Linked DNA regions of Mus musculus: regions 1, 2, 3 and 4 are each linked to region 5. Evidence: chromatin loops called from intact Hi-C (ENCODE). Cell type or tissue: heart. All regions are shown on one strand. Region 1 overlaps Spats2l (spermatogenesis associated, serine-rich 2-like). Region 2 overlaps Aox3 (aldehyde oxidase 3). Region 3 has its middle 70 kb from the start of Gm22371. Region 4 has its middle 90 kb from the start of Gm22371. Region 5 has its middle 6.8 kb from the start of Gm22371.

Region 1 (5,000 bases), 420 kb before region 5:
GAAAAATACCTCTTACCTCTTTCGTTTGGCAAATGCTATGCCCCCAAAGTTGGCATGAGGGAGACAGCAAATGTACTAGCTGGCAAATCAGACTTCCACTTTTTTCTGGCTTACTCCTGCCCTTGAATGGTTCCAGGAAACAATTATTCTCTGGTTGTCTCTAACAATGAACAGGGAAGCTGGGCAGGGATTTTCTGATTATAGCCATGGAAAGTGAAACCTTCATCGGCACTATGCCTGCAAGACATCTACAGAGAGGGCACTCAGCAGACACCAGTTTGGTTGTCTTATCTAGATGGAAGTTCTGGCATTACGTAAACATCTCCGGTTACCTAGCTTTTTTGGGTGTGTGACTGTGTACATATGGGCGGGTCACTAAGACATACACATACAGAGCTACGCAGGAAGTGAATGGTGACACCTGCTTTGGTGTCATTTGATAGGAAAAGCCTGTGAGCCAGAGCTACGCCAGCTGGCTTTTCTCGACACATCTACTTTTACCATTATAGACCTGTGAAACCTGGTGGAAGAAGTTTGGTTTTGTTTTGGCATTTGGGCTTTAAAGTTTAGATTTGATATGTAGCATTTTCTGAAGCTGAAGAGTTATAATCCGTAGGGGAGCCAGGGAGAGATCCCAGTGAACAGATGTTCCTAAGTTCTAAGAAAGTGGCACCAGTGCTGATGGTAAGATATGTTCACAAGATAAGGCTCGTGCATGACACCAACACACACACGCACACACACACACACACTCCTGCTTGGCAATTTCTCTGCTCACTGACCTCACAGTACAATCCAACAGAGGCTCTTCTTAAGTACTAATGCCAGTAGGATTCTGTTTTTCCATGAAAGGCAATACTGGCTACAAATGTGGATTGGGGCTATGTAGGCTTCTCAGATGTGAAGACAGGAATAATGGTAGGAGCTGGTCCTCACCCCGGCCCTGTGTGAAGGGCTTCCCCTGCAGGGTCTTCTTTCTGTGTAGATTCTAGTGTCCCTTCCAAACCACATCTTTCTGTTGGCTGGTATACACTAGAAGGTTGGGAAATTGCCCAGATCTCCAATTATAGAAACTAATTGAAGGGCTTCAAGCTAAACAGATCAAAATTTTACTTTGCCTTTAAAAATTATGAGTTAAGTCGCTAGCTACGAAGTTGGGTTCTACTGATCAGGATAGCCGCTGGGGGCACCATGGGCTGGTGAGGGAGAACTTCGGCTTCACGCTCACACACACACACACACACACACACACACACACACACAGACACACAGACACACACACACAGACACACATACACACACACACACAGAGACACACATACACACACACACAGACACACACACACATATACACACACACACAGACACATACACACACACAGACACACACACACAGACACACAGACACACACAGACACACACATACACACACACACATACACACACACACAGACACATACACACACACAGACACACACACACAGACACACAGACACACACAGACACACACATACACACACACACATACACACACACACACACACACAGACACACAGACACACACACATACACACACACACACACACACAAGTGTTTGCGCCTTTCAGTTGGTGCTGTCCTGCCTGGTGCTCAGAAGCACACTTGGCCTCTGCAATGCTTCGTGCACCATGGGAGCAGACTCATTCCTGTCTCCTGTGAGGATGAACTGTGTTGTGGCCTCAGCCTTTGAGACTCTGTTTCCTGCTATGAACTGCATCTGACCAGTCAGTCTCTTTAATCTCAGCCTTGTTTACTCTCGATAGTAAAGGAACATGCCCTCCAAGAGACCCATTTTTACCAGCCTGCCTATGACAAAGGCCAGCATCCAACCATGGGAACCGACAGCCCCACAAGCTGCAGACAGAAGCCTTCAGTGTTGAATTGGTCCTTTGGTGAGTCTTTAGAGACAAAAGGTCTTCCCAATTCCTCTAATCCTTGCTTGGTTATGACACCTGGTAGTGTATTATGGATCAATGTGATGCATGATTCATTCCTTAACATTTGTTGATCACAAGAGCTTCAAGTCTACAAGGCAGAGAGAACTCTGAATTCTTCAAAGAAAAAACTCTCACTTGGTTTCTAATTTTTATTAGCACTTGAAGCTATTCTTGGAACAAACAGTGTTACTGGGGCCTAACTGTAGGCTTGTACCGCATATGGCACTGGTCAATGGTGAGCTACATACAGGTTGGCATATGACACACATGTGATCTGTGGAAGAGGCTGCACAATATAGACATGTGTACATGTACTCCATGATGCTTGTACAACAATGAAGTTGCCTAATGATTTTTCCTCAGCATTGGTGTTCTGAGACATAACAACTGTACTCTAGTCTACGAAACCGTGTTCCCGGCCAGTCTATCAGCCAGCACAAAGACGCCCCAAAATCTAAATGCTGTTATTCACGTAGCGTTTCAAAAGCTTAGTTAATGTTTTAAGATTTTTTTTCTTAAAATTATAACTTGGATAGCTATAATACCATTTTAAATATGTTTTATCATATATTTTAGTATATACCCTAGACAAAAATAAAGACCACGAAAGTTGTAAAATACTTATTAGGCAAAGACATCAGTCACAAAGGAAAGAATTCACCACTTTAATATATCATCTCCACACTCCTCCAGAGTAAAATTAATAAAACATAAATATGGTTAACACGGACCACTTCAGGCATGAAGTTCTATCAAACTGAAGTACCCGCTGAGTGATGCCCTTACTTAGCATGCCTTAATGCCATTCTGAAACCTGCGAGCTTCCAAACAAAAGGAAACATTTTTATGAGAAATAAAGCCGAGTAGTAGGAATCCTGACAAATATATTTACCTTAGCATTTCTAATTGGCATAATTCAATGAAGTTTCCTGGGTATGTCAGTGTGATCAACTGCCTACTCCCAAGTTCACATATTTGTGTTTCTCCTGCAGTCATGGAAACAGGAAAACTTCCAAGAGTGTCCTGAGATGCCTGGCTGATTAGCATTTGCCCTGGCTCTCTGTGGAGGCCCTGATGGGACTTGGTTTCACTTTTGTTTCTCTGGAACCCAGGATGGCTCTCCGGTTTAGTTTCTTGTTCTCAGGTTGTTCACACTGTCTGAAGTGGCCTCGGAGAACCAGAGGTAGCCAGGAGAGAAACTTAAGAAAATGATCTTAATGACTGCTACTGAGGCACAATTTGTAAAAAAACAAAAACAAAAACAAAAAAACATAACAATCAGACTGTTTATCTGGGGATATTGCTAGAGTAATAAGTTATCATTGTGAGTGGACAGTAAGTGTCCTAACTTCATGATGGGACAGGTTAGAGACCCTTCAGGTGTCTTGCCTAATGACCAGAAACTCCTCAACTGAGGTATTTGGAAAAGAGAGGTTTGGGTGGTCCAGAGGAGCTGAGGTTGTGATTGAAAAACAACTGCTCTCCAGCTCGATGTCCCATATAGCTGCTCTGGAATGTGCTAGAAATATAAAATAGTTCCAGGAATTTACAGACTTAACACAAAAAGAATATAAACTGTCTCATTCATATTTTTATATTGCCTGTATGTTAAAATAATAAAATAGATAAGTTAAGCAAAGCATAGTACCCAATTTTTAAATCCATTCCTTTTATTTATATATTTCCTTTAGCATGTCTACTACAAAATTCAAAATCGTGTCTGTGGGCATGCATATGTTCTACTGCAAAGTACTGTACCAGAGCAGTGGTTCTTGGGGATGGGGGTTCCCCAAGGAATGTCCTCACCACTGAGGACTTGTTAGAAATGCAAATAGTCTGCCACATGACAGACTGGGTGACTCAGGAGCTGGGCTGAGGGAGAAGGAAGGTGGCAATCAGGGTTTCAGCCAGGCTCATGGTCAGAGACCCCACAGAAGCCTGGATGGATAAACAGGGTTATTTCCTACGAACTGAAGCGTGGTGCTTTTGCTAAGGTTATCAATATCATTTAGCACACTTACAGAGAGCTCGTAATGTGTCAGGACTCTGCTACATCTAGACCCAACTCATTTGGTTTTTGGGTTATTTTTTTTAAATTTTTATTTATCCCTCTTAACTTCGAGGTAGAAACTAGAACTCGTTTCATTCTATACTTGTGAGCACTGAGCACAAAGAGACTAAGTCAAAAACCTGCAAAAAGTTAAGAGGACCGAGACTCAAACCGAGCCCTGCTGCCTCAGCTCACAGTAACTGTCAGAGTTCGGGGACTCTGAACTATCGTACCAACAGTCTTGAAGGTCCCACTTTTTGCCAAAAGAATGTCCACCGGTCTTCCTGAATAGGAACATCTTAAGAGACATCTGCAGTTTTTCTTAGTTCAGGGCATGCTATTACCTTTGAAAGACTGACTCATTTCATCTTCCACCTGACATCCATCATCCCAGAGCGACATGCAGTAGGAGTAGATAGGAAAGGAGCCAGGCTTGGGCAGGGGAGCTGAGGAAGCCGCACTTGTCTGTAAAGGATGCCTTTCATCCTGACAGGGCCTCATGTAGGCCTGGCATGTGAGCCTCAGGTCTCTGAGTGCGGAGAAAAGGTGGATGTATTCAATGACCTTTACAGTCCTTTGTAGCTCCTGGGCACTGCAAGTCAGAAAAGGCACCCGGAGTTGATGGGGACTCTTAGAGTGGCGGGAAGCTGACCATTCACCTGCAGAAAGGGCACGGGCTTGATGTAGCAGGCTACTTCTCTATGTAGATCACCTTCCAACTAGTTCAGAGACTCACTGTCCAGTCTTCCATGCACAGTGGGGTGCTTGCATGCCAACCGAGGAGGAAAATACTTATTCTTTTGTGAAGTGGAGAGTTGATCTGCATTTACTACCAGGAAGGGTTCCTCTTGCCTGAACTTCCCTCTGGTGCTCTGGGCCAGTGTCACCTCTCTGCACTTATTAATTATTGAGGTCTCAGATTTACAATCTCATGGGTTCTTTTTTTTTTAAGTTCTCATGCTTTTAAGGTTGCG
Region 2 (5,000 bases), 720 kb before region 5:
CGATGATCTGTGTCCTGGTAGCATCCTCTGTCTCTGTGACAAAGTGTCTGCACAAAACATCGTAGGGGAGAAAGGGCTAACAGTGCAAAGGGCATCATAATGGGGAAGCTAGATGGCATGAGGCTGGAATTGTTGCTCTCGTGGTGTAGACAGGCAACAGAGAGCAATGCTTACCTGCTGGGCTAAGTTTCCTCCCTCTTCAGTACAGAACCCAAGCCAAGGGAATGACGTGGCCCTCCACTAGGGTGGGTCATTCCATCCCAACTAACCTGACCAAGACAGTCACTCCCAGGCATGCCCAGCTGCAGACTACGCTAGACAATCCCTTACAGATCTTCCTAAAGCGTGTCTCTTCCTGATTACAGAGCCTATCAGGTTGACAATTATGTAAATACCTAACACAACCAGATCAAAGGACAAATCAAGTAGCGGTGGGTTTACTGACAGTTCTGGCTTTCTTGAAGTGTGCCATTTGCTTACTATCTTCCTGATGTGTGTGCTTCTAGGTCTTTCCACAACAGACTGAAACCTCAGCACTGGGTTAATAGTATAAACAGTGAGCTCCCGTCGCCCCACGTCTCTATGGCTAGTGTCTGGGAAACTGTCACCTGTACTTAGAAGGGAACTCAGTCACTTACCTGTTGAGGCAACATTGAGGATGCAATTGCCTATGCCCAAAATAGGGTTGAGGTCAGAGGTCGGCAGTCTACTGATAATATGACCACCTAAGGACTAAAGGAAAGATTTGTAAGCATCCCCAGGCTTTTGTTGTGAGCGCTGAAGTCCGCTGAGCCTAGTGTTTCTTTTCAGGATAATTCAGCAATTAGAATAAAACATGCCAGCAGGGCTCCAGGTTTTCTTGCAAAATCTGAAATGTTTACAGCAACGGCTTATCCTTTTAATTATTTACAAAAAAACCCCAAAACAACAACAATAGCAACACCCCCCCCCAAAAAAAAATAGGAACACAGTGAACGCCACCTCTATTAGGAACACAGCAAACGCCACCTCTATTAGGAAGGTGCTTGTTGAGATTTATGGATGCGGACATTGTTCCAGTTATGCACATGAGGCTTGCACGGCAGCAGACAAAAACATGGTTAAAGGAAGCCACACAAATTGCGTCTAAGTATTGGTGGGAGGTGGGACTATGAGTGTGGGGCCAGAGACGTCCCTGCACACCAACCTGGTCATTTAAGTGGCTTACTCCACAGGGATCTAGAAGTGGGCAACCTCTCATTCAGCCGTGTGGAAACCACAAATGGATACAGCCAGAAACAGAAAGAGTGATGAATGCTATCTTCCCTCCTTAAAGAGTCCCCACCCAGAGGAGGGTTGCAGAGAACCTACGGCCACATTCCTGATCTGCTGCCCAGCCAGGGTCTTCAGCTGCTTCAGGAGAGCACAGTATATCTGCGTCTTCTCCTTAGGGAGTCTGGAGACCACGTCAGACAAGACGTTCTTCACCTGGGTCAGGCTGAGGCCTGCGCCCAGTGTCAGCCCTGAGAGTGAGAGCGCTTTGTTAATGTTCTGGAAGCCGGGGAGTGAGGGGGAAAGTGAGGAACGACGTCAAGAGTTGATTATGATGCTGTCTTTCCCACTCAGGAGGTTCCACATGCTCACTAGATCACCTTATAAATATGAAGAAGAGAGAGCAAAAATACTACATGATCCCTGAAAGGCACCCGAACACACCAGGACAGCCAGCGCTCACTCCCTCGTGAGGGCTGAGGGCTGTCTGCTGTCCTCTGCCCAGTCTGTGACTTAGCATCAGGCGCTGTTTTCTGCCCCTGGTGTTCTGTTCACGAAGCCGCCACCTTCTCCATCTGCTGCTTCCCACCTACCTGCTCTGGGATCTGCCTTCCCAAGTTGTAGTTTCATCAGGCTGCCCTGTTAACCTGCTCCCTAACACATCATGTGCCTCTCTTGTACAGCCCTGGTCATAGCCGTGATCTTCCATGTAGCTTGTGTGACGTCTCCCCTCAGCAGCAGATGGTAAGTGCCAGTGCGGCAGTATGAAGACCTGCTTTCAGACCACTGTATCTCTGATGACTTGCACAACACGTCTTTCCTTGGTTCATACCAAACCCTTCCCATTTCAAAGTTGAACTTGGATTCCATTCCCTTGTCCACAGGTGCCCTCACATTTATTTATTTTTCCTTCCATTTTCATGTGCATGTGAGTGTGCTTGTTTGTATCTGTGCTGGCACATGTGTGCACATATAAGATTTTAGGATCGTCTTCTATCAGTTTTCCTCCTTATTTATTGAGGCAGAGTCTCTCAGTCAAACCCAGAGCTTGCTTATATGGATAATCCTGATAACCAGTTTGCTCTCGGGATCTTCTGTTGCTGCCTTCCAAAGTTAGAATTAAAGGCAGGCCATTCATACACCCACTCATGTTTCTGGAAGTCCAAACACTGGTCCTCAGGTTTGTGTGGACCACAAGTGCTTTTGACCACTGAGCCATCTTCCCAGCCTTGCCTTTCTCATTTATTACTTACTAGTAAACACGCATCTGTCCTTGTGTGACTAGTATTCTATCGTTCTCTAGTTGGAGGACTACCTTAAAAGACACTATGAATAAATTTCGACCTGCCTCATCCACTGTGTAGCTGTTTCTGAGCATCTGCTGTGCTCGTCATCCTAGGGCAGAGAATATAGACAAGGTCTCCTCTTAAGTCAGCATCCGGTAGGGAAGGAGAAAACCGGGCAAGCAATAAATGGTGTGATTTCAGCTCTGCTAAGTGCTAGGAAGATGCATGTGCAAGCTCTTCCTGGTGAGGTTTCTGGTCCTTGTGTATCACCAGCCCACCAGCAGCCACGCTTAGAAAATCTTGTCGGGAAACCAGAAATGTTCAGCTAGTACTTCTCTGCTTTGTATGTGACACCCTGTCTTGGACTTCCTATAGAGAAACTTTTAATTTATAACTGCTTACCTTTCCCAGAACACAAATGTTTTAGGTTCTGATTTATCAGTGTACGCTCAGCAGAGGGAGCTCGTGATGTAATTTTTGGTACGTTAAGCAAAAGGGCTGTGGAGACAAGAATCTGCAGTAAGCAGGCTCTTGTCTCACAGGGCTTGCTTGCCTCCCTCCCTGGAGAAAGGCAGGGTTGCTTCAGTTGGTGTTAATGGGTGTGGTGGATGATTCGCCTCCCGGCAGAATTCCTTTTGGTCAGGTTTTGATATGTTTATCCAGTCAGTTAACCTAGAATAAACAGCCCAGCTCACAAGTCCAAAGATTCATCTAGAGAGATGAGATCTGTTTACTTGTCCGCCTCTCTACCCCGCGTGGCTTTTCATCTCACACTGTGAACTCAGGCTGCCAACCTATTTGGCCTGCCTTCCTTTGGCTGTGATTTATCATTGAACAAATAGTGATCTAGGCCACTGGAAACTATAGATCAGGGATCTATTTACAGCCCAGTGGATGTTGAAAGAACGCTTACTGCACGAGGATCCATTTGTTGGCAAGATGAAGACTGTCTGACTTGAGTGCTCAGAGACAGGGCTGTGACATGACTCAGCAGCATTGAAACCAGGGCTGAGGATGGCAACCATGACAAACCTAGTATGTGCGCCTGTGTATTGTTTCCAGGTTCTCAGTTACCCCAAGATGAGGCTTGCCAGGATCGTGCCGGTCAGGTAGGAGGTTCCCCAGCACAGCGCATGCTCTTCTGCACAAGCTGCTCCAACAGGATGACAAGTGTGTGTGTGTGTGTGTGTGTGTGTGTGAGAGAGAGAGAGAGAGAGAGAGACAGACAGACAGACAGACAGACAGACAGACAGACAGGGACAGAGACATTCTACAGCTCAGACTGTCCTGGAATTCACTATAGAATAGCCTAGGCTGGCCTCCAATTCACAGAAACCCTCCAATTTCAATCTCTCAGATGCTGAGATAACAGATATGAGCTACTAAGTCTGGTTCAAAAGGCACCATTTAAAAATATCCTTCCCATAGCCGGGCGTGGTGGTGCACGCCTTTAATCCCAGCACTCGGGAGGCAGAGGCAGGCAGATTTCTGAGTTCGAGGCCAGCCTGGTCTACAAAGTGAGTTCCAGGACAGCCAGGGCTATACAGAGAAACCCTGTCTCGAAAAACAAAAACAAAAACAAAACAAAACAAAACAAAAAAAACCAAAAAAAAAAAAAAAAGAAAAAATATCCTTCCCTTTATTAAATGTATCCGTTAATAGGAAAAACACAACATGTTGAGAAGAACATGGACACATACAACTCTCAATCTGATGCTAGTAATTTTGTATCTGGTTTTCCACTAACAAATTTCTATTTACCTTTGTATTATTCCTTCCTTAAAAAGAAAAGTCCAAGATTCTTTTTAATTGAAGCTTGAAAAGCACTGAAAGTGTCGCAATCCTAAACTTAGCACCATTTTGAAGGCTCCTGTTAGCTGTGGAGGAAGACTCTGCAGAAGATAAAATATGACTAACAGCACCCACAGCATCACATCATCTGAAGGCTTCCTCTCATATCTGCTGCTTGTGTGATTAATGCTGAGGGAAGAAACCGTGTCTTTCTTGGGAGACCGTATCAGCCAGCTCACAGCCCTGTACCTGGCTCATGGGAGAAACTCGATAACTTGAAAAGGAACTGAAAAATGAATGTTGGGACATGGCTTTATTCTCCTTGCACTTTTCATGGACTAGCATTTACCTAAAGCATTGAGTACGATCTCGTGCAGGAGGGCCATTGAGCTTCTCCTTGTTGGAGAGCTGTGGGCATTCCCTGAAATCAGTTCTGTGGCCCTGGAGAAAGAACTGAGGGTGTCTACCAGATGGAGTCTAGGGTAGCCATTTTCTCAGCTGCCAGAGTGAAGACAACAGGGAAGGTACTCTTCAAGGAGTGGGGACCTTAGACATAGCAGGATGAGAGTCTGAGCAAATCAATAAAAATTATTCGAGGCCTAGTTCTCTGCGGAAAAAGTTGAATCTCAAGACAGGATGTGCAAAGTTTTTCAGGATTTCCTAAACTCAGGA
Region 3 (5,000 bases), 64 kb before region 5:
TTTAATAATGGAGCCACTCCCTGGCCCCATAAATGACTTTTGACCCATCATTGCTGGTGTTTTCCTATAGGGCTTCTCTGGCTGTCACCTGTCTGCCGATGCTAGTGCACCTTTGAAGCCACTGACACCCTTCCTGTAAGATTTCATGCTTATGCTTCTCAGGTATGAAATGATGCAGCAGTAAGGTTTGCATTTGGCAGCCAGAGACGTTCTTTCTCCACAGTTGAATTGTTCACTGGCTGAATAAACAAAACAAAACAAAACAAAACAAAACAAAAAAACAAAAGCACCTTAGTTTTATCATGCTGTAGGAATGATATTATGTATAGAAATAAACACCCAAAGATGGTATGTCACAACTGATAAAATACAGAATTTTCCCTGCCAGTTTCTCTACTTTCTCATATGAATAAAATGATATGTGTCAATCAATATCTCTAGTTGAAAGGAGAGAGAAAGTTAGACACTTTCCTACAGAATATAAGTATTGATTTTTAACAGTGTCCACCACGACCTAACACGGACTTGTTATCCACTTACCAAACATCTATTGAAAGTCTGGTCTATGGATATATTTTAGGTAAGGCTTGGAATATAAAGGAGTAAGTCTCAGACACAAAACAAAGCAATAGACCCAGCCCTGGGGAAAGCAAATACTGAAGCCAGTAACTGAAGGGACATAGGCATTGTGTGGTTGCTATCCTGTAACATGAAGGGGTTTTCTGTGGGTTCTGCTTGACTGTGAGGCAGAAATATTATATATTAGTGCTTCGGGCCTGCAAAGAAGGATAAAACATTGCCAACACAGGGGAAATTTCTCAAAGAAAAGGCTATGTTTTCCAATATTTTTTTCCAATTTTACTTTAAACCTTCAGCCTTGTTCCTTGCACTGAAAGATTAAAATCACTCTCCTCACTCTCCTCTCTCTCTCCCTCTCCCACCCTCCCTCTCTTTCCCCCTTCTCCCCTCTCCCTGGAGTTGCTTATTTTTAAGTTATTTATTTTATCTGTCTTCCTCCTAGGAACTATTTGCTCATACACTTAGAGAAACTTCGTATGTAATATAGATGACAATCTATAATAATTAAACATTTTTGCAAACATTCTCCAATAAATTTGTTAGTAGCAGCTTGCATATTCTGACAGTTTTAAGTATTTTCTTAGCCAAAATGTCAGTGTTTTCCTTGTTTCTGAGTAGATTGGTTTTTGAAAGCTTATTCCAGCCTAAGATTATATTCTGAAACCTTCTGAGGGTTTTTTTCTGAAACTTTCTTTCTTTTTTTTTTTTTTTTTTTGTCAGTTAGATGTAGAGTCCAAATTTGGTTTGGAATATGGCATGATGTTAGTACAGTGTTCTCTGCCCCTTCCCATCACGTATGCATTTGAATTTAAAGGTAGCCTCAGATTTTCTTTTGGCACTGATAAATGGGTATTAACTCAGATGATTGCAGGCAGCTAATGAAGAAAGGATGGTATCACTGATGCAATCAAACTTTCCTTTTCTTTTTAGATGTTGGACTTACTTTCAAATAACTTTAGAAAATTGTAACAATTTTTGGCTCTCAGGAAGAAGCAGAGGATATAGGTCTCTGCTCAGAAATGGAAGAACTTAGAGATAGGACAAATCTCCTACCAAGTCAGTTCCTCTCTCACACACACACATACCTTCTCTCTCTCTTTTCTTACCTATTTTTATTAGTGTATGTTTTCCCTCAACTGAAAATATATTCTTCATCGACTCCATTCCCCATCTGATCAAAAGCAACTGGTATATGGCATTTGTGCTGGCTAGTTTTAAGCCATAAGGTAGAGTTATCTGAAAATAAGACATCTCTGTAAGATCCTGCTATAGGCATTTTCTTCATTGGTGACTCATGTGGGAGAGCACAGCCCGTTGTGGGTGGGACTGCCCCTGGTGGTCCTGGGTTCCATAAGAAAGGAGGCTGAACAAACTATGAGGAGCAAGCCTGTAAGCAGCACCCCTCCACGGCCTCTGCATCAGCTTCTGCCTTCAGCTTCCCATTCTGTTTTGAGTTCTGGCCCTGGATTTTTCAATGATAGACTACAAACTGGAAGTGTAAACCAAATAAACATTTTCCTCTCCAACTTGCCTTTTGGTTATTTTGGTCATGGTGTTTCATCAAAGCAGCAAAAGTCTAAGAGCACTGTAGACTCACTTCCTCTCAGTTTAACAATGAGAGAAGCCGGTGTGCCCCTAACCACATCTGTTATCAGTAAATCTCAGCAAAGGGCCTAATTTACTGCCTAATAGTTTCTGGTTAGTCCTTTACCAGACAATGAGCCACTCACTCCTGCACCCATCTTTGTGACAGGGGGATCTAGCCTTGACCGAGAAGACTAGGTCTTATTCTCAGCTTGACCATGTTTCAGGAAGTGACAGCAGATGAAATCTGACTAGGGTTGTGAGTGCCAAAACAATCATTGAGACAGTCTCTCCAATCTGTGATTTGCTACAATCAATAGTCATAAAAGCAACACAAGCATTTACATTTCCCTATTGACTAGATTAGATTTTTTAGACATAAAATGTTCTTCCTCATTTTTTATTATCTTATACTTGCATTAAATTAATTTTCCTAACCTCAGTACATAATAATTGATTCAAAGCCAGGGTTTATAACATATGATTTAAAACAAGTTGTCAAACTTCTTGTTGACAATTTTTCATAGTAAAACGAGGTCTTTGACTTTATGATCTTGAAAACTACCCAAAAGACAATCTAAGACCAGAGAAACAGGAGGCAAGGCTCTAATTTGCGAAAATGAATGCTTAGTGGGCAAATAGGCAAACTGTGTCCATAGGGTCATAACCCTCTGCCCTGAGCATCCTCCTGATTCTACCCATGTTGCCTAAGGAAATGGTAAACCCTGGGACCAGTGCCCTCTGTGTATGACAATCCAGCTCAAGTTAACTTAATGGACTAAAAAGGAAGCTGATACCAATTCCAGCACCTGCAGGGTGGATAAACTGCACTTACACAATGGCTAAAGGAACCAGGTTCTCAGAAGCTCTAACAGGGAACCTGAAGCTACTGTGGTCTGTGTCCCTTTCCCTCATTGCTGTTTCTTCTTCTCTTTGTCTCTGAGACCTCATTATCTCATGGCAAGAAGTGCAGCTTCCAGAAACTCCCAGTTAGCAGTCATAACCAAAGATCATACTTTCATCTGGAAGTCCTGACTGTTTTTATATATATTAATATAATATATTAATACATTGTGTAATGTATTATATATAACATAATATATCATAGCCAACATTATATGTATATGTGTATATATATATATATGTGTGTGTGTGTATGTGTATAACTCATCAAGATTAGTTCAGGGAATCAAGTCAGTGGTCATCAGAGATTGATAGCGCATGTTCAGCATCACTCATGACTCCCGCTTCAAGCTTTAACCAGAATCATATCATCAGGTTCTCTGCTGTCAGAAACCTGCTCATAGGACACATACCGATGTTTGTAATGTTATATTCAAATATTCTGGAGGCACCCCACAATTAACAAGTTCATCGTGTTCCTGCCATGGCTTTGAGTGATAGTGTTGCTCATACATCTGTCCTCTTGATGTCTATTTCTACCGTGGGAGTCATAGGCACATGGTTGATTCCTCCATGGTGCCTGCTTAAGTGATTTTTGGAAACTCTGCAATGATCCAAATTCATTATTTCAACTCATTTGATTCTCGTTTTGATTACATCTCCATGATAATGTCAGTAAAGCGCCTGGTGAGAGTTAGCTGGCACATACTAGCTCACTTGCAGTTTGTGTCTTCCTTCCACCTGCCAGTGAAATGACCGTGGACAAGGGACAGGGCCTGTCTTAGTCAGGGTTTCTATTCCTGCACAAACATCATGACCAAGAAGCAAGTTGGGGAGGAAAGGGTTTATTCAGCTTACATTTCCACATTGCTGTTCATCACTGAAAGAAGTCAGGACTGGAACTCAAGCAGGTCAGGGAGCAGGAGCAGGAGCTGATACAGAGGCCATGGAGGGATGTTCTTTACTGGCTTGCTTCCCCTGGCTTGCTCAGCCTGCTCTCTTATAGAACCAAGACTACCACCCACAAGGGGCCTTTCCCCCTTGATCATCAATTGAGAAAATGCCTGACAGTTGGATCTCATGGAGGCATTTCCTCAACTGAAGCTCCTTTCTCTGTGATAACTCCAGCTGTGTCAAGTTGACATAAAACTAGCCAGTACAGGGCCTAACTCCCAACCTACACACATAAGGAGTGGTAGCTTAGAGTCCTTCAAAATTGAGTATCAGCAAATTCTATGGCCAATTAAGACCACAAATAAATAAGACCCTTGCACTGAATTTGACCATTGCTGAGCAACTTCCAGTGCTGGTGTGAGCTAAGAACAGAAGACTTAGGCTTGAATCCACCACAGCCTTAATCATTTTATATCGGAGGCAAAAAACCAACAGCTGTTTTATAGTGTTGACCTACAGAATGCATAATAAGGCAAGGAGGACACTTAACAGAGGCTAAGCACCTAATGGGAACCCCACGCCTCAGAGCCAGGATTGCTAACCACAACTTGCATCCATAACTTAGTCAATACAGAATTCCAATCATTCATTCTCTTACATAGGCACTCAGTTATTCATTCAATACATGTGACTCTGACCATCCAATATTTGCCTGAATATGCAAATAAAAATCAGCAGACCTTTGGCCAAGGGAATTCAATGGGTTTTTTTCCCCCTAGTTTACCTCCCTGGCTTCCCCCAATAGGCCTCATTTGCTAGAAGGGAGATCATTTTGGAACAGTTTACATTATGTTATCTTTCAAAGTAACAAGCTCCTGGCTTTAATTAATCTCAGCCTCTGCTTTTTGCAAGGGAGGAAGAGTCCGTGAGCGCATGCCCCTGTATTTCCAGAACTGATGTGTTTAGTCACTTGTGTGTGAAACTGCCAAAGGCAGGCTGGGTTACTGTCCTGGGGAACATCTGCACAATGTTTATCATCT
Region 4 (5,000 bases), 83 kb before region 5:
CTCCCTATATGTAATTCAGGGAGACTATATCAAGAGCAGATCCTGGGTTTTGTCTTCGGACTTTTCTACAGCTCCTAGGATGACTGTGCTTCTGCATCCTTGGTGTGCTAATATGGTAAATGTGTTGGGTAGCTATCAAATGTGAAATCAACTGTATTTGTTACTTCTCCCATTGCTGTGATAAAATGCCTGGCAGAAATAATGTGGAGGAGGCGGGTTTCCTAATGTTTTCCATTCACTACCTCAGCTACAACCATTTTTTTAATACTAATATTTGTTTTCATCTGCTGTTGGTCTTCTGGTTGGCTAGTGAGGAGGCTGAAATCATTGATTAGAAACTGTCTTTGTTTTCCTTAATATTGATTATTTAGCATTGTATATATTTCATTCTAAGTACTGCTCGAATTCTATCCCCCCAATTTTTTTGTTTTGTTTTCTGAGACAGGGTTTCTCTGTGTAGCCCTGGCTGTCCTGGAACTCAGAAATCTGCCTGCCTCTGCCTCCCAACGTGCTGGGATTAAAGGCGTGCACAACCACTACCCGGCTTATCCCCCAAATTTTAATATGCCATGTTTCCATTTTTATTCCATTCAAAATGCATTCTGAGTTCATTTTTTGATTGCTTCTTGGTCCCATGCGTTTTTTAGAAGTGTGCTACTTAGTGTCTCAATAGAAGGAGATTTTCCTGTCCTGAGTTCTTTCTCTTATTGATCTCAGATATAATTCTAGTATAATCAGAGAATGTGTTTTGTATGATTCAAATCTTTTAAGACCTACTTAGCCTTTTTACAGCTCAGAATTCCTATGTAAATAAATATTCTGTGTGCATTTCAAAAGAATGTGCACTTTGATGCTGATGGTAAAGAGCTCTGTAAATGTCAATTAGGTTATATGTCTTTTTCAAGCTCTTTAAACCCTTACAGAAATTTTCAGTAGTAATTGATACAAAAGTATCAATTACCATTAGAAGACTTTGCATTTCCCATGTAATCGGGAAGGATCTCATTCCCTCTGCAGTTCTACCAGCTTTTTGCTTTATATATTTGGAAGCTTCATGATTAAGCACATAAACATTTAGGATTATTAAAGCATCTTGAATTGATTCCTTCAGCATTATGAAATAACCTTTACTTTCCACAGCAATAGTTTTGCTCTGAAATCGACTCAATTTGTTGTTAGGTTTATCACTCCAGCTGTCTTTGGGACACCATGAGCCCAGGATATCTCCCACACACTTCTGACCTACTTATATCTTTATAAAATATGTCTGTCACAGGTGGCAAATATTTGAATCTTGCTTTTTAATCCAATAGGAAAATCTCTGCCTTCTTACTGGAGTGTTTAATAGTTATCAATGGCTACATAATGAATTACTCTAACTGTGGCATGCTTATAGTAAACACTTATCATCTCATAGTTCCTGTGGGTCAGGAAGGCAGATCCTGCTCTGGCAGGGCCTCTGGCTCAGAGCTCTAATGTGAAGAGAAATTAATAGTTCATCTTATGTAAAGAAGAATGGCAATCCATCATTTTGTTTTATATTCTATGCAGGTTTATTTGTTAATTTGGCATTCTATCCTCTATTATATGCAATCTTTTTCACAGTCCTCACTTCTGACTCATTTCTGACCCCATGCAATCATTTCTGTTTTTGAAAATTATAGGCGTCGTCTGCCAGAGAGTTGAGTATCTCCTAAATGTGCTGAAATCTGCTCTGCTGAACTCAGCCATCCACTATTGCAGCTGAAATGGCAGCTCTCGCTGGGGCTCCCCTGAGGAGCTGGTGTGCAACATGAGACCTTAACTCATGCATGTGTTGAATATTTGAATTGTGTGGGATGTTCTGCTCTGTTGGCAGGGAGAAAATCATGTTCATCATTCAAAGATACCAATTGTCTCAGTAACTCCCAGAGTGTAGAGCCCAGAGCAGCACTGATAAAGGCTGATGGCAGCAGCGTGGTCCTTGCCCGGGACCAGTCTTTGCATGGTTTGGCCCAACAATCCTGTTGGGCCATACTGTGTTCTCTCATAAGTCACTGCATTCTCTCCTAAGTATCCTTTCCTTTTCCTTAAATATCACATCTTGTTTCCAATACTTTTATAGTATGAATTCCTTGATTTTTAAATCCCCGCTACCCATTCCTGTTTACCAACCAAGATAAACAGTGTATTGCAAAAGCAGTAGAACCTCATGAACGGAAGGAGCAGCAATCAAGGGATGTGAGAGAACAAGATCTATCTGGCTCCTAACAGGAGCTTGCCTCATCAGGGTCCCAGCTCTGGGATGGGTCAATGCCAACCATCCTCAACATTGGTCTAGCCAGCTCATGAGCGGGCCAGAGGAGGGCAGCACATCCCTAAGGGTGGCCCCACAAAAGTAAGAGAAATGGTTCATTAAAAGGACATTGGGTGTCATTGTCTAAAAGAAAATGGTAGGGTAGGGAACAGATTCTGGGTAGGAAGGTAAAACAAAACAAAACAAAACAACCAAGCAAATGTTTAGATGCATAGACACAGCATTTAAAAAGAATTATATGTAAGCCTTAGTAGCTATTCTTCTGTTTCCAATTATGAAACTCAGAAACAGATCCACTTTTTCATCCTGGTTCAAAAAAATCTGCTGAATGACGTTTTAAAGAGCAAACCACCTATGGCTTAGGAATAACCAAGTCAGGCGTGGTGGCACATGCCTTTAATCCCAGCACTCGGGAGGCAGAGGCAGGCAGATTTCTGAGTTCAAGGCCAGCCTGGTCTACAAAGTGAGTTTCAGGACAGCCAGGGCTATACAGAGAAATCCTGTCTTGGAAAAACCAAAGGAAAAAAAAAAAAAAAAAGAAAAAAAAAAAGCAGAAAGCAGGAGGCACCTGGGAGGTCTCCTACTCCAGGAAAATACAAGGAATGACCAAGTCAGTGCCACAGATGTGTAGGTCCGTGCAAATCTTGTCTACCATGCCTGCTTTGCAAGAGTGTGGAACACTCTGACGAAACACGGAAACCCAAATGGGAGCCCACAGGAAAGCATCTCCTTTGCTGTTTTCAGCTGCAGGCAGGTTAGCAGAAATTAAAATTTTCAGTAGCTTACCCAAGGCTACTGAGGGACCATTAGGTTTTCAAGGATTCCATAAATTTTCTGAAAGCACTTTGGTTCCATTTGGAAGGGGGAGGGAGGGAACCCAGCATGGGAATATTTTGATCACAGTTGCAGAGTGTGAAGCCTTATTTAACACTCAAAGGTCATTGCGCTGGTTTATTGGAGGGAATTTCGCTTTAGGTTGGGAAGTTACAGGAGACAGGGAACTGCCATTGAGGTGGGTCTGTATTGTTGGAGGTCTGCTCTTCAGGCTGTCTAGTCTCCCTCATATTGTTTGTTCTGTACTAAAGAGTTTTGGAATGAAACCACATGACAGCTGTTTCCCTCTGAATCTTCTCTGGAAATAAGATATATATCTCATGTGGCTTTCCCAGAAAAAAAAAAAAAAGGATTTGAAATAAATAAATACCCCATCTGTTACCATCCGTCAGTGTTCCCTAATCTCTGCTGATTTCTCTGTGCTGGGCTCTCACACTGTGTGAAACTCAGTGGCAGGCAGCTGAGGTGTGGTGGCGCCCCTGGCAGCTCTCCTCTGACACAGTAGTCTCTCCAAATTGTGTTAGTCGAATGTTATGGTAACACATCTCTTCTGTGTACTGCTTTGAGCAAAGTTATGAAAGCTGCCGTTTAAGGGACATTGCCAGTCCATATCCTGCACGAATGATTTCAGGAGGAAGTGACATTTAGGTTGACTTGTAGGGACAAGTAGGGTTTGTTGTGGAAAGACGGGGCAGCAGGGATGGAAAGGAGAGACCACTGTAGGGAGTTCCAGCTTACACTGAGGGCTACAGAGAGTGATCGCTTCTGCAGTGTCCTATGATGCGCATGTGTGGGCTGGGGCAGGGTATGAACATGTGGGTGAATCTACGTGAAGGTGTGTGGGTGTGAGAGAGAGAGAGAGGGGGGGGAGGGGGAGGGGGAGGGAGAGGGGGAGGGAGGGGGAGAGGGAGAGGGAGAGAGAGAGAGAGAGAGAGAGAGAGAGAGAGAGAGAGAGAGAGAGAGAGAACATGTATTTGGGGGTGGGTCTTGGATGAGACGCCTAGCAAACAATGAAGCTAGACTGGATCTTGTCTGGATCCTTGATGGATATGGGTGCTTTCACTTCTTTGCAAATAGAACACTTTTCATTCACAACCTCTGCTCTCCACTGGACCACAGATGTGAAACTGGCTTCAAATGTTGACTTTTTTTTTGAACGTAAGACTTTAAAAAGAATAGCCTTGTTCAAGATCAGGCCGGACTCCTCACTCAGGGTGGACCCGGAAGCTTGAGTCTACACTACTCAAGGTCGTGACTGGGTGGTGTTTTCCTTCCTGACAGCGTGCTCCAGATCCCAGTCTCACACCCCTGAATGCTTTCCTTGCTTAACTGACTGCATTATAGAACCAGGATGGGTGGATTCCTACTTATTTTGATTTATTGAATTTTTTAATATTTTACATGTAGCGTGCTTGCCCTTAATTTACAAAGAATATGTATGGGATGATTAAATCTATCCATCTTTAAATAACAAAGCACACAGTAAATTAGGTTGTCCTTGACTTATACAGCATCCTTGATTAAAATTTGGGCAAGTCAGTGGTCCTCAGGAACATGAAGGTATCTCTATGATTGCTGGTGGCACTGCTAGAGATTGCACGATAAACAATGTGGATGCAAAACTATCTGTAGCATTTTTTTTTTCCTGAGGAGAGAGGGCAAAGCTCAGAGAGCACCCTGGGTGTTCCAGGGCCCCTGGCTCCACTGAGGTCCCTGTCTTTGTTTTCTCCTTTGGCTCCTCACATAGTTCTAATTTATGCTGGCTTGCTACTTTTTTTCCCCCCATGTATCCTTGTAAAGCTCCTTAAATCCTTGATGATACAAGGGAGGTTTTTAATTTTCAAAAAGAAATAGTATGAAAAAAAGCATA
Region 5 (5,000 bases):
AACAGAAGATCCACTGGAAAGTCCTTATTCCCCTTGGCAACACAGCTATCATGGGATCGTAAATCATTTTAACCAGTAGGCATAGTCAACAGATAACTAGATCCAACACCCAGGGGCAGTGAAAGGAAAGCATTAGGGTTACTAAGATCAGAGGTTCAAATGCCAACACTCCACAGGCTGTGCCAATCTCTGCAAGTCCTCTGCCTCTCTGCTCAGGTTTCTGCATTTGACAAGCGAGAGCAGTGAGAGCCACCTCACTGGCTTCATCGTGAAATGAACACTTTGTGTTTGCTTTCCTGTTAGTTTCCCCAGTGTGTTGTAACAAAGAACTATAAATTAGTGTCTCAAAACAGCTAGATCATTTTCCTTCATCTTTCCGGAATCTATGGTTCCAAAAATCAATATATGATCAATCTATGTTCCCCCTGAAACTTCACTTCCAGCTTCCAGCTTCTGATGGTCCCAGACCTCCTCAGCTCACAACTGTGATGGCCACTGACTGCGCCCATTTTCATCCTCTCTCCACGTCCTCTTCTCATCTCAAAAGAACCAGACAATGGAATCAGGACTCACCCTAATCCAGAATGTTCTCCTGGATACATGTGTAAAGTTCTGGAAAAGATCGGAGTCTCAGTTTCCCTATGGATACAGATTTGGTGAGCACTACCGATACTCAATGGCTGGTCGAAAGGACACATGACGGGGACAGCGTCAGCCTTCAAGAAATAAGAGAGCATCTTCCTGTTTTTGTTATTTTTGCCACTGCAGATGCTGTTGGTGTCTTTTTAGGGAGTACGGGATGTAGCAGTGGTTCAAATGAAAATGTCCTCTGTAATAATTGCAGGTATGAATACTCAGTCCCCGGTTGGTGAAAGTGTTTGGAGAGGTGTGGTTTTGCTTCAGGAAGTATGTCACTGGGGGTGGACTTTGAAAGTAAGAGCCTCCTGCAGTTTCTGGTTTCTCTCCCTTTGTGCTTATGGCTGCAGTTTGGTCTTCAAACTCTGGCTGTGCCTGCTGCTTGTTACCATGGCTCTACTTTTTTTTTGGTTTTTTCGAGACAGGGTTTCTCTGTGTAGCCCTGGCTATCCTGGAACTCACTTTGTAGACGTAGACCAGGCTGGCCTCGAACTCAGAAATCTGCCTGCCTCTACCTCCCAAGTGCTGGGATTAAAGGTGTGCGTCATGACGCCCGACTCAACAGGAACTCTTATCTCTCTGGAACTGTAAGCCAAAACAAGTTCTTTCCCTTAAGTTGCCTGGACTATGGTACTTTAGCACAGCAGAAAAAAACAGGTTTACTTAGGGGTGGAAAAAGCAAGGCTGGGGAGCAGTGGGGATAGAGGCAGTTGGAAGATCCAGCTGGGAAGATGGTTCAGCGACCAAGAATGAGAAAGTGTTAGGTAACATTCCTCCAGTGGACTTGTTTGGTTCCTGTAGTCTCCATGACAACACTCAGGGATAAAGTATCAGGAAAATGGACAATGTACCTAGCCCCAGGCTGGGTCTGCCCAATTAGTGTGGCTTCCCTTACTTGGGAGAAAGGAAACAAGAAGATGGGAGGGGGGTGTTTAAGAACACTTTTCCCCCTCCTATTAAACATATTTCAGAATATTTCTTAAGGGAGGAAGAAGAGGAGACTAGATTCTAGAAGTGACGCTTCGAGGGAACGCAGGGCTTCTTGCCGAAAAGGAAGTAATTGTCGACGGGGATCCCTGAGCCCTGGCAATAAATCAAGCGGAACAAAGATGTGAAAGCAGCTGGAAGAGCGGGTGCCTCTTCCTTCCCTAGGCAGGGATGGCAGGCATCCTAGACACTGAAGCTTTTGTTAGTAATGTGATCTGAATACGCCAAAATCTCACCCTGAGGTTAAAGTGTACTCTGCCAGGCGTCGCTGCAAACAGTTTCATACAGATATGGCACACATCTTTGGAAAAGATGGAAGGATAAGAGTAAAGTCACAGCTACTGAGTACAAAAAAGAAAAAAAAAATCTTTTGATCCTCTTTTTTCTAGAGACTGTTCTGGTAGCCTTGTCACTGGATGCTCTTGGTACTGGTTTTAAATTATGGACCTATTGACAGAGTGGTGAAGTCTGTAGATTTCTCATCATTAAAAAAAATGCTTTAAAGTAAATACACTTAAAACTAAATAAAACCGTCTATAACAACTCAAAGCAAGCCAGTGGTATCAAAAGGTAGGTATTAAAATGTCAAAACAAAACCAACAGATATGTGATATGGTTCTATGTGTACTTCTATATTAATGTGCTAAATAACAAGAGCTAGCAGCAGGTTCCACAGTTACTGCAGTTTTAAAGCAATGAAGAGTGTGAGCAGTGTTTCTAGCTGTCCCGAGTGGGAGCTGCAAATTATCTTTGACTTGCGTTCACAATTGAATCAAAACTCTCCATTTCAGCTGGAGATGGATAAAAACCAACACGGGGTTTGCCCCCATTCCAGTTCTCGGAATTCTATCTGCCAAGATTTGTGCCCCGTCCCAATTTAAAGGCTACACCATGTAAACCTCACAGGCACCCAGTTTTTGGTGGGGTTCTGCCAGACAGAGGAGTACCGACCATTATGTTAGCAAAGGCTGCCGCCTGCTGGCCAAAACATTCAGACTGTTCACTTAATTGGCTGTGTTAGAAAACAATGGGGCAAGCTATTAATTCACTGACTCGCATCTAGAAATGGAGCAGGAGGCTACTTGTCAACCCAGCCCCATGGCATCCAATCAGTGCAGATTTAAAAGCCCCCTTTGGCTTAGCTGGCAAGTGCTGATGGCTGGTACTGTTGGTCATTAGCAATGTGGGACAAGACGCCAGCATGGCAGGCTGTTTCTAGGGAGATTGCTCTGCTCAATTCTGATCTGTGAAAGTACAGATCGCTTAAAGGTTAGATTTCCCAGTGGGCTTGTCTGACCAAGGTGTTCAGGATCTACTTTCAGTGCTAAGGGCATGGGGCTATATGGAGAGGAAGGAAAAGGAATTCAGAGCGACCCGTGTGCCAGAAACCAGCTAAGTACTTTCACGTATGCGGCTGCATTTAATTTCTAAGAGAATCCTGTTACTGTTATGATGAGGACTGAAAACAGTCACTAAGGCTTAGAAAGGAAAGTTGGCACCATCACTCGGAACGCATGCACCGCTTGGGAGCTCGCTTGCTTCCCAGTCTCTGCTCTAGTGGGTAGGTAGGCAAAGATTCTCACAGCAGTGCCTACTCCTGTTTGCCCAGTGTTCTGCAGCCTAGATTTTACCAATGGCACAAACCCAGACAAGTTTGTAAATCATTCCATGCCCCCATTCCCCTGTCTGTAAAATGAAGATAATGATAACCCCTCTTTAAGGTGGAAGTCTTGTTGGAAATATTGAGTGTGAGTCCCTAGGGCACTGTAGGCAATAGATAAATGACAACTACTATTAGTATAAGACAATTTTGCTTCATAGTGTTGGGAAAAGTATAACCTCTATGTCACACAAAGGAACACACGAAGAGTAATTCAGCAAAGTAATTTCTTTTTTCTTCTTTCTTTCTTTTAAATGGTGTGCCAGAATTCCAACACAGCTAACCAACACATTCAGCCAGAATATTCTGGCTTCTGTCTTTTATCCCTGACATAGGTGGTGACTGTGTCTCGTCACATTGGTGGGCCCTGGGCTTCACTGAAGGGACTCTAGCCAGCTCTAGAATGTAGGGCATGGCTCTGGCAGGTCTTACCCTTCTCCCCCATTCCCTCTGCCTTGCTAAAAAAATAAAATAAAATAAAATAAAAATAAATTACATTCCTAAAGCTAGCCATCAAGGTTCGTTCTTTTGGCCACTTACTTCTGAGGCTGACTACCAAGGTCCAGCTATCAAAGTATTATAGTTCAGCAATCAGAGCCCTCTTTGGCTCACCTAATTAACATGTCCAATTAAAATTAACCACATCCTCCTAACTTGGGGTTCCCTCTTTACCTTTGTAATCTGCCATTTGTCCCCTCTTTAGCTAGAGGCGGACTTTTGTTCCCCTTGGACAAATGCCCCTCCCCTCGTGTTCCTTTCTCCTTTCTCCCTTGTCCCCTTCCTCTTCTTCCTCTACCTCCTGTCTTTGTCCCTTACCCCTGCCCTCTGTCCCTCCTTTGTTCTGAGAACTTGATCTTGGATGTTCTGGGCAGATACTTTTCCTTTCACGTGACAGTCAGGAACGATTGGTCAGTTGCTGTAAGGAGGAAGGAGATGGGGTTGAGGAAATGGGGGCTTTTGTTGGGGCTGACAAGCTTTGATAAATTAAGTGTTTCTCACATTAACAGTTACAACAGCAGCTAAGTGTTCAGATGAGTACTTAACATTTAGCACTGTCTGGACGTTTTGGTTGTCTCTATAGAGGTGTCTAATGGTCAAAGGCTAGAAAACTATTAAATATTCTACACTGCACAGGACAGCTCTTCCAGAAACCATCAGAAAAGAATTATGTATTGGGGGCTGGAGAGATGGCTCAGAGGTTAATGGCTGCTTTTCCAGAGGTCCTGGGTTCAATTCTCAGCAAACACATGGTGGCTCACAGCCATCTGTAATGAAACCTAATGTCCTCTTCTGGCCTGCAGGAATACATGCAGGCAGATGTTTTATACATAATAAGTAAGTAAGTAAATAAATAAATAAATAAATAAATAAATCTTAAAATAAAAAGAATTATGTATTCTCAAATGTCAGTAGTCTAACATTTAGCTAACCCTGTCCTGAATGGAGCTCAGTCAAGCAGAATGTATACAGTGGGGTGCTAGAGAGAAACTCTAATGCGTACAGGGCAGACAAGGATTGAGAGATAACAAGGACTGACAGGTGGACATTCTTGTACATATTAGGGTTGAGAGAGGGGCTGGTATTGCTTTTACTTAGGTGTCCAGGAAGGTCTTCTCAGAAGTGGTGGAGTTCACAAAGTGACTGCCCTTGCTGGCTTGGACAAAGGACACAACGAGGCAGCATAGTTCCAGTCAATGAGCCCAATAGGGACCTAATT

The links. Hi-C counts contacts between places; a loop is a spot of excess contacts. Peaks named below come from ENCODE experiments on the same cell type or tissue, not always from the same donor. Only the 100,000 strongest peaks of a DNase experiment are listed, where the experiment ranks them.
Region 1: it touches region 5 in a loop (3-fold over the local background); 2 of 42 quality-filtered maps call a loop at or near these places.
Region 2: a loop joins it to region 5, with 4 times the contacts of the local background. A loop is called at or near these places in 15 of 42 quality-filtered maps.
Region 3: a loop joins it to region 5, with 2.4 times the contacts of the local background. A loop is called at or near these places in 2 of 42 quality-filtered maps.
Region 4: a loop joins it to region 5, with 2.4 times the contacts of the local background. A loop is called at or near these places in 3 of 42 quality-filtered maps.

Annotation. Positions count from the first base shown.
Region 1 is chr1:57,848,117-57,853,116 of GRCm38, reverse strand. The region is part of intron 3 of Spats2l (spermatogenesis associated, serine-rich 2-like); the gene reads right to left. Among named protein-coding and RNA genes, the nearest start is that of Spats2l, 76 kb to the right of the region's middle. In heart, no CTCF peak of the experiment used is centred here; DNase peaks (open chromatin) are centred at 56 and 3,016.
Region 2 is chr1:58,142,926-58,147,925 of GRCm38, reverse strand. Aox3 (aldehyde oxidase 3) reads right to left here. Exons shown (of 35, transcript NM_023617.2): 11 at 1,351-1,502; 12 at 639-732. Among named protein-coding and RNA genes, the nearest start is that of Gm39643, 5.1 kb to the right of the region's middle. In heart, a CTCF peak has its summit at 2,969 (motif pointing right); no DNase peak of the experiment used is centred here.
Region 3 is chr1:57,490,204-57,495,203 of GRCm38, reverse strand. No RefSeq gene overlaps it. Among named protein-coding and RNA genes, the nearest start is that of Gm22371, 70 kb to the right of the region's middle. In heart, no CTCF peak of the experiment used is centred here; no DNase peak of the experiment used is centred here.
Region 4 is chr1:57,509,459-57,514,458 of GRCm38, reverse strand. No RefSeq gene overlaps it. Among named protein-coding and RNA genes, the nearest start is that of Gm22371, 90 kb to the right of the region's middle. In heart, no CTCF peak of the experiment used is centred here; no DNase peak of the experiment used is centred here.
Region 5 is chr1:57,426,703-57,431,702 of GRCm38, reverse strand. No RefSeq gene overlaps it. Among named protein-coding and RNA genes, the nearest start is that of Gm22371, 6.8 kb to the right of the region's middle. In heart, a CTCF peak has its summit at 2,597 (motif pointing left); DNase peaks (open chromatin) are centred at 1,742 and 2,592; H3K27ac peaks cover 583 bases.